Regions from separate parts of the Homo sapiens genome. Here region 2 is linked to region 1. The links are chromatin contacts, found by Hi-C or POLR2A ChIA-PET in ENCODE. All regions are on one chromosome and are shown on one strand. Each heading gives the region's core, a stretch centred on a gene start or an enhancer-like site at or near the end of the contact. The rest is flanking DNA. Distances are from core to core; before and after follow the strand shown. Region 1 overlaps MICU1 (mitochondrial calcium uptake 1). Region 2 has its middle 16 kb from the start of MCU.

Evidence for each region. A loop is a pair of places that touch in the nucleus more often than their neighbours do. ChIA-PET counts read pairs that join two places held with the same protein, here RNA polymerase II (POLR2A). Pooled maps may share reads with other maps.
Region 2: a loop to region 1 is called in a pooled map, with 2.3 times the contacts of the local background. The contact joins two enhancer-like sites. A Hi-C loop is called at or near these places in 5 of 50 pooled maps. POLR2A ChIA-PET finds 5 or more read pairs at or near these places in 8 of 52 experiments (BJ, GM12878, PC-9 and 4 more).

Annotation. Positions count from the first base shown.
Region 1 is chr10:72,561,589-72,566,748 of GRCh38, forward strand. It overlaps MICU1 (mitochondrial calcium uptake 1), which reads right to left. Exons shown (of 12, transcript NM_001195518.2): 2 at 5,045-5,160; 3 at 1,307-1,475. Among named protein-coding and RNA genes, the nearest start is that of MICU1, 62 kb to the right of the region's middle. RefSeq lists a silencer at 368-477. Within about 2 kb of position 1,928, at least 3 of the 41 ENCODE cell types and tissues checked have a DNase peak (open chromatin) inside an H3K27ac peak, as active enhancers do.
Region 2 is chr10:72,673,967-72,679,126 of GRCh38, forward strand. No RefSeq gene overlaps it. Among named protein-coding and RNA genes, the nearest start is that of MCU, 16 kb to the right of the region's middle. RefSeq lists a silencer at 2,485-2,779. Within about 2 kb of position 2,590, at least 6 of the 41 ENCODE cell types and tissues checked have a DNase peak (open chromatin) inside an H3K27ac peak, as active enhancers do.

The DNA of each region.
Region 1 (5,160 bases), core at 678-3,177:
ATCACCTGAAGTCAGGAGTTCGAGGCCAGCCTAGCCAACATGGTGAAACTCCATCTCTCCTACAAATACAAAAATTAGCGGGGCATGGTGGTGCATGCCTGTAATCCCAGCTATTGGGAAGCTGAGGCAGGAGAATCGCTTGAACCCAGGAAGCGGAGGTTACAGTGAGCCAAGATCATGCCATTGCACTCTAGCCTGGGCAACAGAGGGAGACTCTGTCTCCAAAAATAAAAAAATTACTTCATCTAACATATGAAACCAGACAGAAGATCCAGATTTTACAAAGAACTCTTCTTGCAAACACAAACCACAAACACACAAAACGCAGAAATAACTCAAATTATCTTGTTGCATTATTAGCTATAGTTTAGCAACTGAACGCAACTCCCTGAATTTTAACCTTGACATGCAAAATGTCTAAGAAATCCATCCTTTTCATTGTTCATCACTCATGTTTGCTGAACTCAAATACCTGATATCATAGGAACTGCTGTAGTGGAACTGAAACTTCGCTGAGGCAAAGCTACATAACAGCAGGTTGTGTTAATTACATAAAATCTTTTTTTTTTTTTTTTTTTTTTTTGAGACTCAGTCTTGCTTTGCCGCCCAGGCTGAAGTGCAGTGGCACAATCTCAGCTCACTGCAACCTCCACCTCCCGGGTTCAAGCAATTCTCCTGACTCAGCCTCCTGAGTAGCTGGGACTACAGGTGCATGCCACCATGCCAGGCTAGTTTTTGTATTTTTAGTAGAGACAGGGTTTCATCACATTGGCCAGGTTGGTCTTGAACTTCTGACCTCAGGTGATCCACCCACCTCCGCCTCCCAGAGTGCTGGGATTATAGGCATGAGCCACCATGCGGGGCCTAATTACATAAAATCTTGATAGTCATTTGAAGTTTGTGCTGTCCTCAAAGTTACTTGGTCTTCTAGAAGTTATGTTTCCAAAGAGATTTTATTCTGTCTCTACAACCCGATATCAGAAATACCACAAAGACTCAACTTAACATATATGATAACATTTAGCATCAGGAAGATCCAGAAAAAAAGAATCACCTTAGGCAGTTGAACTGAAAGAACTAAGAAAAAATATGCTAATCATGGTTATTGGTCCTAGATCCTTTTAACTACCTCCTTTAACCTCACATTCCAAGAGTACTTTTGGCTTAGAACATGATAGAAAATAGCAAAGAAGTGATAACTTGAAAGTGAAGATGAACCATCTGAAACATATGATTAAAAAGATTGAACTGCATTATTCTACTTTAAGATATACTTCTGATCAACTTATAAGACTATGTTTCATACTTTTCTGTCTCTGAATCCAGAACGTTTCTTCTTTTTCTCTTCTGGGTGAGGGGCAAGATCTGCAGTCTTTTTCTCATGGTTACAAACATCCCCTTCATCTTTATTCTTCCCTTTATCACCGATGTCACTTTTTAGGTTGTCTACACATGGTGGAGATTCTGCATGGGCCCTGGATATGCAAAAAAGAAATCTAGATTAATCTTGAACGTCCATCATACTAGACAAATAAGCAAACAGATACAGCTTAGCAGAGCAACAGCAATGAAATTTGTCAAATATTCTACATGAAGAAGTTCCTCAAAAAATATAAAATAGAACTTCCACATGATCTCTGGTTATATATCCCAAAGAAATGAAAGGGTCTCAAATAAATATTTGCACATCCATGTTCACAGCAGCACTATGCACAATAGCTGAAAGGTGGAAACAACTCAAAAGTCCATTGGCAGATGAATAAACAAAATGTGGTATATACAGATAATGGAATATTTTTCAGCTTTAAAAGGAAAGGAAATCCTGTCACAAGCTACAACGTGGATGAATCTTGAGGGCGTTATGCTAAGTGAAATAAACCAGTCACAAAACCACAAATATTGTATGACTTCACTTACATGAGTTACCTGGAATATTTAGATTTACAGAAACAGAAAGTAGAATGGGGGTTACCAGGGGCTGAGGGAAGGGGAAGCAAGGAAGTTGCTCTTGAATAAGTAGAGTTTCAGTTTTGCAAGATGAAAACGTTCTGGAGATCTGTTTCACAATGATGTGAATACCCTTTAAACTACTGAACTGCATATTTTAAAATGGTGAAGACATGTGACAGAAGCCCTCATCCACACGTCTTCCCATTGAAACCAGAGACGATGAGCCCTTCCAGTACAAAAACTAAATGTACTAGACTTCCAGCCATAGAGCGCCTCCTTGTTCTTCATCTCACTCCAACTCTTCCCATTCTCATTCTCCCCTTGTCCCAACTGTAACTGAAAGGGTGGAATATCAAGGTCTTTAGAAAAAAATGGTTAAGATGTAAGTTTTATGTTATGCACCTTTCACTACAATAAAAAGGAACATAAATAAAGAAGAAATAGGGGACCAAAATAATATAAGTATTTCTTTTTTAAAAAATAATATAAGTATTTCTGGTAGTTGAAGCCATTGCTGCAATGATATAATACTAAAATTAATTAAATATTACAGAACTGATGAAATACAAAAAGAAGACTTTTGCTTACAGCCATAATGGAGCAAACGATAATAGATCTGACTTCCTACCAGGGCAAAAATACAGAAAATTGAACAAAATATATCAAATGACTGCTTTCAGACACTGCACAGTATGCAACTCTCTAAGAAAATGGTGGCCTGGCCAGGCGTGGTGACTCACACCTGTAATCCCAGCACTTCGGGAGGCCGAGGTGGGTGGATCACTTGAGGTCAGGAGTTCGAGACCTGCCTAGCCAACATGGCAAAAAACCATCTCTACTAAAAATACAAAAGTTAGCCGGGTGTGGTGGTGCTTGCCTGGTCCCAGCTACTTGAGAAGCTGAGGCAGGAGAATGTCTTGAACCCAGGAGGCAGAGGTTGCAGTGAGCCGAGATTGTACCAATGTACTCCAGCCTGGGTGACAGAGTGAGACTCCATCTCAAAAAGAAAAAAAAAAAAAAAAAAAGAAAAGAAAAATGGAGGCCTATAATTGCCCAGAATTTCTGTCTGGAAACATTTTCTAGACCACAAAGAGGATCCCAAGCCAAATACAGTGATCTTGCTAAACTAAAGTGACAGAGATCAAAGTTTGGAAAACCTGAGGTGCCTGGAATTGGTGAGGCAGAGGACTCAAAAGGAAAAAGTCACACAGAGAAAGAGCTCCAAAAATGTACACAGAACACTCTCGAGTATTGAGTCAACACTCAGCAGTGCATTCTTAGGATGAAACTACACAAAGTAGTTGCCAAGGAGCCACAGGCCAGTCAATTTCCAGAGCTCACAAGCAGGAAACAATCAAGCTCTACCAAGTCAGACTAGAGGAACCTCACTGAACACCCAAGGCATTTAGTAACATCCCAGAAAGATCATGCTATATTAATAGGGCTAAGATAGCTCTAGAGGCTGGGCATGGTGGCTCATGCCTGTAATCCCAACACTTTAGGAGGCTGAGGTGGGCAAGTCACTTGACCCCAGGAGTTCAAGACCAGCTTGACCAACATGGTGAAACCCTATCTCTACTAAAAATACAAAAAAAAAAAAAAAATTACCCAAAGGATCATACATCATGCTGCTATAAAGACACACGCACACGTATGTTTATTGCGGCACTATTCACAATAGCAAAGACTTGGAACCAACCCAAATGTCCAACAATGATAGACTGGATTAAGAAAATGTGGCACATATACACCATGGAATACTATGCAGCCATAAAACATGATGAGTTCGTGTCTTTTGTAGGGACATGGATGAAGCTGGAAACCATCATTCTCAGCAAACTATCGCAAGGACAAAAAACCAAACACTGCATGTTCTCACTCACAGGTGGGAATTAAACAATGAGAACACATGGACACAGGAAGGGGAACATCACACGCCGGGGCCTGTTGTGGGGTGGGGGGAGGGGGGAGGGATAGCATTAGGAGATATACCTAATGTTAAATGATGAGTTACTAGGTGCAGCACACCAACATGGCACATGTATACATATGTAACTAACCTGCACGTTGTGCACATGTACCCTAAAACTTAAAGTATAATAAAAAAAAAAAAATTAGCCATGGTGGTGCACACCTGTAATCCCAGCCGGGCATGGTGGTGCACACCTATAATCCCAGCTACTTGAGAATTGCTTGAACCCAGAGGCAGAGGTTGCAGTAAGCTGAGATCATGCCACTACACTCCAGCCTGGGCGACAGAGCAAGACTCCATCTCAAAAAAACAAACAAACAAAAATAAAAAACAGAGAGTGACAGAGTCAGAAAAACAGTAACTATGTATTTTAAGAAAGAGAAGACTGTGGCTCACTACATTTTCTCTTCTTTCCAAGGAAGTTTCCATAACTAGTGAAAAAAATTATCAGGGACACTAAAGTACCAAGGTTCCTTTGTTAATTTCACAGGGTCACCAAATTGTGAAGTCTCAGAAAGCATTCATTTTCTTTTTTTTTTTTTTTTTTTTTTTGGAGACAGTTTTTCTCTGTCACCCAGGCTGGAGTACAATGGCACAATCTTGGCTCACTGCAACCTCCACCTGCCTCCCAGGTTCAAACAATTCTCCTGCCTCAGCCTCCCAAGTAGCAGGGACTACAGGCTCACGCCCTGTGTCTGGCTATTTTTTGTATTTTTGTAGAGATGGGTTTTTGCCATGTTGGCCAAGCTGGTCTCAAACTCCTGACTTCAAGTGATCCAACCACCTTGGGCTCCCAAAGTGCTGGGATTACAGGTGTAAGCCACCGCGCCTGGCCAGAAAGCCTTCATTTTCTAAAGCTGCTATTGCTATCCCTATCCCATTATTTAAAATGTTCAGCAGAGGAGACAGGCAGACCTTGAAGCACAGTGTTTCCTAAGTATTGCCTTAGCATGTTGAATTCTTTGAAACATCTTATTTCATAGACGAATATTAACAATACCAAATGATCCGAGCAAGAAATTCTGATACAGAGTTAAGCCAGAAATCAACTCCTTTCTGACAACAGAGATGACTGGAAGAATAAAAGTATACGCAAGAACAAGATGGTTGGATAACACTCACCTCTTCCACAAAAGACCAGTACTTGCAGTTACTGCAGATGCTCCCAGGAAAGCCACCATCATTAGTCTTCGCCGGATCTGGATGGGCTGTGATCCTCCATGGTACCATCGAGAACC
Region 2 (5,160 bases), core at 1,340-3,839, 110 kb after region 1:
AGATAAACTTTAAGCTGCTTGATGGTTTTTGAGAAACGGATGCAAGAATATTTATTTTACATCTTTTTCTTTCTTTCAAATTACACTTTAAGTTCTAGGGTACATGTGCACAACGTGCAGGTTTGTTACATAAGTATGCATGTGCCATGATGGTGTGCTGCACCCATTAACTCGTCATTTACATTAGGTATATCTCCTAATGCTATCCCTCCCCCTTCCCCCACCCCACGACAGGCTCCGGTGTGTGATGTTCCCCTTCCTGTGTCCAAGTGTTCTCATCGTTCAATTCCCACCTATGAGTGAGAACATGTGGTGTTTGGTTTTTTGTCCTTGCAATAGTTTGCTGAGAATGACGGTTTCCAGCTTCATCCATGTCCCTACAAAGGACATGAACTCATCATTTTTTATGGCTGCATAGTATTCCATGGTGTATATGTGCCACATTTTCTTAATCCAGTCTATCATTGATGGCCATTTGGGTTGGTTCCAAGTCTTTGCTACTGTGAATGGTGCCACAATAAACATACGTGTGCATGTGTCTTTATAGTAGCATGACTTATAATCCTTAGGGTGTATACCCAGTAATGGGATTGCTGGGTCAAATGGTATTTCTAGTTCTAGATCCTTGAGGAATCGCCACACTGTCTTCCGCAATGGCTGAACTAGTTTACAGTCCCACCAACAGTGTAAAAGTGTTCCTATTTCTCCACATCCTCTCCAGTACCTGTTGTTTCCTGACTTTTTAATGATCGCCATTCTAACTGGTGTGAGATGGTATCTCATTGTGGTTTTGATTTGCATTTCTCTGATGGCCAGTGATGATGAGCATTTTTTTAAGTGTCTGTTGGCTGCACAAATGTCTTCTTTTAAGAAGTGTCTGTTCATATCCTTTGCCCACTTTTTGATGGGGTTGTTTGTTTTTTTCTTGTAAATTTGAGTTCTTTGTAGATTCTGGGTATTAGCCCTTTGTCGGATGAGTAGATTGCAAAGATTTTCTCCCATTCTGTAGGTTGCCTGCTCACTCTGACGGTAGTTTCTTTTGCTGTGCAGAAGCTCTTTACTTTAATTAGATCCCATTTGTCAATTTTGGCTTTTGTTGCCATTGTTTTTGGTGTTTTAGACATGAAGTCCTTACCCGTGCCTATGTCCTGAATGGTATTGCCTAGGTTTTCTTCTAAGGTTTTATGGTTTTAGGTCTAACATTTAAGTCTTTAATCCATCTTGAATTAATTTTTATATAAGGTACAAGGAAGGGATCCAGTTTCAGTTTTCTACATATGGCTAGCCAGTTTTCCCAGCACCATTTATTAAATAGGGAATCCTTTCCCCATTTCTTGTTTTTGTCAGGTTTGTCAAAGATCAGATGGTTGTAGATGTGTGGTATTATTTCTGAGGGCTCTGTTCTGTTCCATTGGTCTATATCTCTGTTTTGGTACCAGTACTTTGCTGTTTTGGTTACTGTAGCCTTGTAGTATAGTTTGAAGTCAGGTAGCATGATGCCTCCAGCTTTGTTCTTTTGGCTTAGGATTGTCTTGGCAATGCGGGCCCTTTTTTGGTTCCATATGAACTTTAAAGTGGTTTTTTCCAATTCTGTGAAGAAAGTCATTGGTAGCTTGATGGGGATGGCATTGAATCTATAAATTACCTTGGGCAGTATGGCCAAGCAATGTATAGACATTAGACCATTAGACATCAGATTGTGAGTCTTTTTTTTTTTTTTTTTTTTTGCAATAAGGTAGAAATGCATTTCTTCAAATGTGTCTGGGTACTATATGCCTATTTGTTTGGCATTCACCAAGGGTACTATAAGTTGAAAATGATAGTTGCAGGTAGAATCCTAAAGTTAGAACTGGGAGTTGACTTGCTATAAACGATTTCCTATGCTTTCTAAACAAGCTGGAGAAGGACGCTAGTGAATTCACTGAGCTACAAACTTTTTTTTTTTTTTTTTTTTTTTTGAGACAGGGTCTTGTTCTGTCATCTAGGCTAGAGTGCAGTGGTGTGATTCTCAGGTCACTGCAGCCGAGAATCTCTTGGGCTCAAGCAATCCTTCCACTTCAGCCTCCCAAGTAGCTGAGACTAGAGGGGAGCTACCACCACACCTGACTAATTTTTTTGAAAATAACTTTTTGTAGAAACGAGGTCTCACCATGTTACCTAGGCTGGCCTCAAATTCCTGGGCTCAGGAGATCTTTGGCAAGTTACTTCTCAATGTCACATTTGTTTTTCATTGGAAAAATGGAGGCTAGTGTAGTATTTTTCTCACGGGGATATTGTGAGGATTAAACAAGAAGTTATAATGTAATATCTATACAGCACCCAACACAACACCTTACTAACAGCTGGTACTCAATATCAAACAGTATTTCTTTCTTTCAGGTTTTAGAAAAATAGTTTAAAATCTAGAGTTAATTAACCTTCTTATGACCTTGTTAAAGGGTCTGCTTCCATATGCTGCTTGCCAGATGGCCCACTTACAAATGAGAAGCCAACAGCTCACCTGTGATAAATCAGCCCATTGAAGGTCAATGCAGTGAAGTAAACGGGGTTCGCATAACTGCGAATGTGCAACTGCACAAACTCAAGGAAGCAATTTTCAGTGACAGGGCGTGGTAGAGTGAGACAAGAAAAGCATGAGTCAGAAGACCTCAATTTGACTCAGCTCAGCACATAATACTTAACCTCTTTGAATGATTTCTTAGTTATGTGCCTTAGGGAAACTACTTAAGCTCTTTGGATCATTATTTTTCTCATCTGTAAAACTGGGATGAGAATATACAATTCATGGAGTTTTTTGTGATCACGGTGACTGCACAGAGTAGGGGCTCAGTAGATTCAGTGAGGGCTGCAGCTAGGCAGTGTGAATATTAGTTCCCTTCTCATTTTCTTTTTTTTTTTTTTTTGAGACAGAGTCTCGCTCTGTCGCCCAGGCTGGAGTTCAGTGGCGCGATCTGGGCTCACTGCAAGCTCCGCCTCCCGGGTTCACGCCATTCTCCTTCCTTAGCCTCCCGAGTAGCTGGGACTACAAGGCGCCCACCACCATGCCTGGCTAATTTTTTTGTATTTTTAGTAGAGATGGGGTTTCACCGTGTTAGCCAGGATGGTCTCGATCTCCTGAACTCATGATCCGCCCGCCTCGGCCTCCCAAAGTGCTGGGATTACAGGAGTGAGCCACCGCGCCCAGCCTCCCTTTTCATTTTCTATGGCTATTTTGGGAAAAGAGTAACAACAGCGGGAGTGCAGGCAGAGCAGTCCCTAAGCAACGTTATGATGTATGTGCTTGATACAAGTCAGTCACAAATTGTTCAGTGCACAGTAAGTTTTCACTTAATGCTGTTGATAGATTCTTGGAAACCGTGACTTTAGGTGAACTGACTATAAAAAAAAATTATCACGGCCTAATTGATATAAACAACAGTTAAGTTCCTATGGCATATATTCCTGGTCACAAAAACATCATCAAACTTGTTAATAAAGACTCAGGCCGGCCGTAGTGTCTCACGCCTGTAATCCCAACACTTGGGGAGACCAAGGTGGGCAGATTACCTGAGGTCAGGAGTTCAAGATCAGCCTGGCCAACATGGTGAAACCCTGTCTCTGCTAAAAACACAAAAATTAGCTAGGCATGGTGGCATGCCTGTAATCCCAGCTGCTCAGGAGGCTGAGGCAGGAGAATCACTTGAACCCAGGAGGGGGAGGTTGTGGTGAGCCGAGATCACACCACTGCACTCCAGCCTGGGCAACAGAGCAAGATGCAGTCTCAAAAAAAAAAAAAAAGACTCAAAACATTTCCAGTATTAAATATTGAAATAAATGTGAGCTATACATGCATTTAGGAAAGATTAGGCCAGGTGAGGTAGCTCATGCCTATAATCCCAGCATTTTGGGAAGCCAAGGTGTGCAGATAACTTGAGTCTAAAAGTTCAAGACCAGCCTGGGTGACATGGTGAAACCCCCGTTTCTACAAAAAAATACAAAAATTAGCTGAGCATGGTGGTGTGCACCTGTGGTCCCAGCTACTTAGGAGGCTGAGGTGGAAGGATCGCTTGAACCTGGGAGGTGGAGGTTGCAATGAGCTGAGATCATGCCACTGTGCTCCAATCTGGGAGACAGACCAAGACCTCCCTCAAAAAAAAAAAAAAAAAAAAAATTAATAAAAGCAAGTAAGATTTACCTATTTTTGGTGAATCAGTGAGTAACAGTGGTCATACTGGTGGTGGGTTAAACCAAGGAATAAATGTGTGCAGAGTGAAAATTGTAAGGCGCAACTCCTCCCACCACACAGGGTAAATGAGAACAAATTCAGCAGTCTCCCTGAGTGCTTTCATACCTCATTGTTTATTGTGTATTTGTATGAGTATTGTCTACTTTATTGTGTATTTGTATGATTATCATCTACTTTACGAATTTTTATTTTACAATAATTTATATTCATTCATTCATTCATTTTCCGACTCATTTATTCCAGTTCAGGGTCCTGAGTGGCCAGAGCCTATCCTGACAGCTTAGGGAACAAGGTGGGAAGCAGCCCTGGATAGGACCTTATCCCATCATAGGGCACACATATGCACGCGTGCACACATGCACACACACTCACTCAGACTAGAACAATGTAGACACGCCAGTGAACCTAATGTGCACATCTTTGGGATGTGAGAGGAAAGTAGTTGGCATGGCATGGGGAGAACCAGCAAACTCTGCACAGACAGTGACCCCAGCCAGGAATTGATTCTTTTTTTACCCCCCTCATCAGCATTGTAATAAAACAACATTGGGTGAAACAATGTTATTCTAGAATCTAAAAGGGGACCACTGTGGGTGGAAATCCAGTCTGTGCTCCAAGATGTGCAACAGGGGTCTCTCTCTCTCTCTCTCTTTTTTTTTTGAGACAGAGTCTTGTTCTGTCACCCAGGCTGGAGTGCAATGGCATGTTCTCAGCTTACTGCAACCTCCGCCTCCCAGGTTCAAGCGATTCTCCTGACTCGGCCTCTTGAGTAGCTGGAGTTACAAGCACGCGCCACCACGCCTGGCTAATTTTTGTGTTTTTTAGTAGAGATGGGGTTTCACCATGTTGGCCAGACTGGTCTTGAACTCTTGAGCTCAGGTGATCCACCCACTTTGGCCTCCCAAAGTGCTGGGATTACAAGCATGAGCCACGGC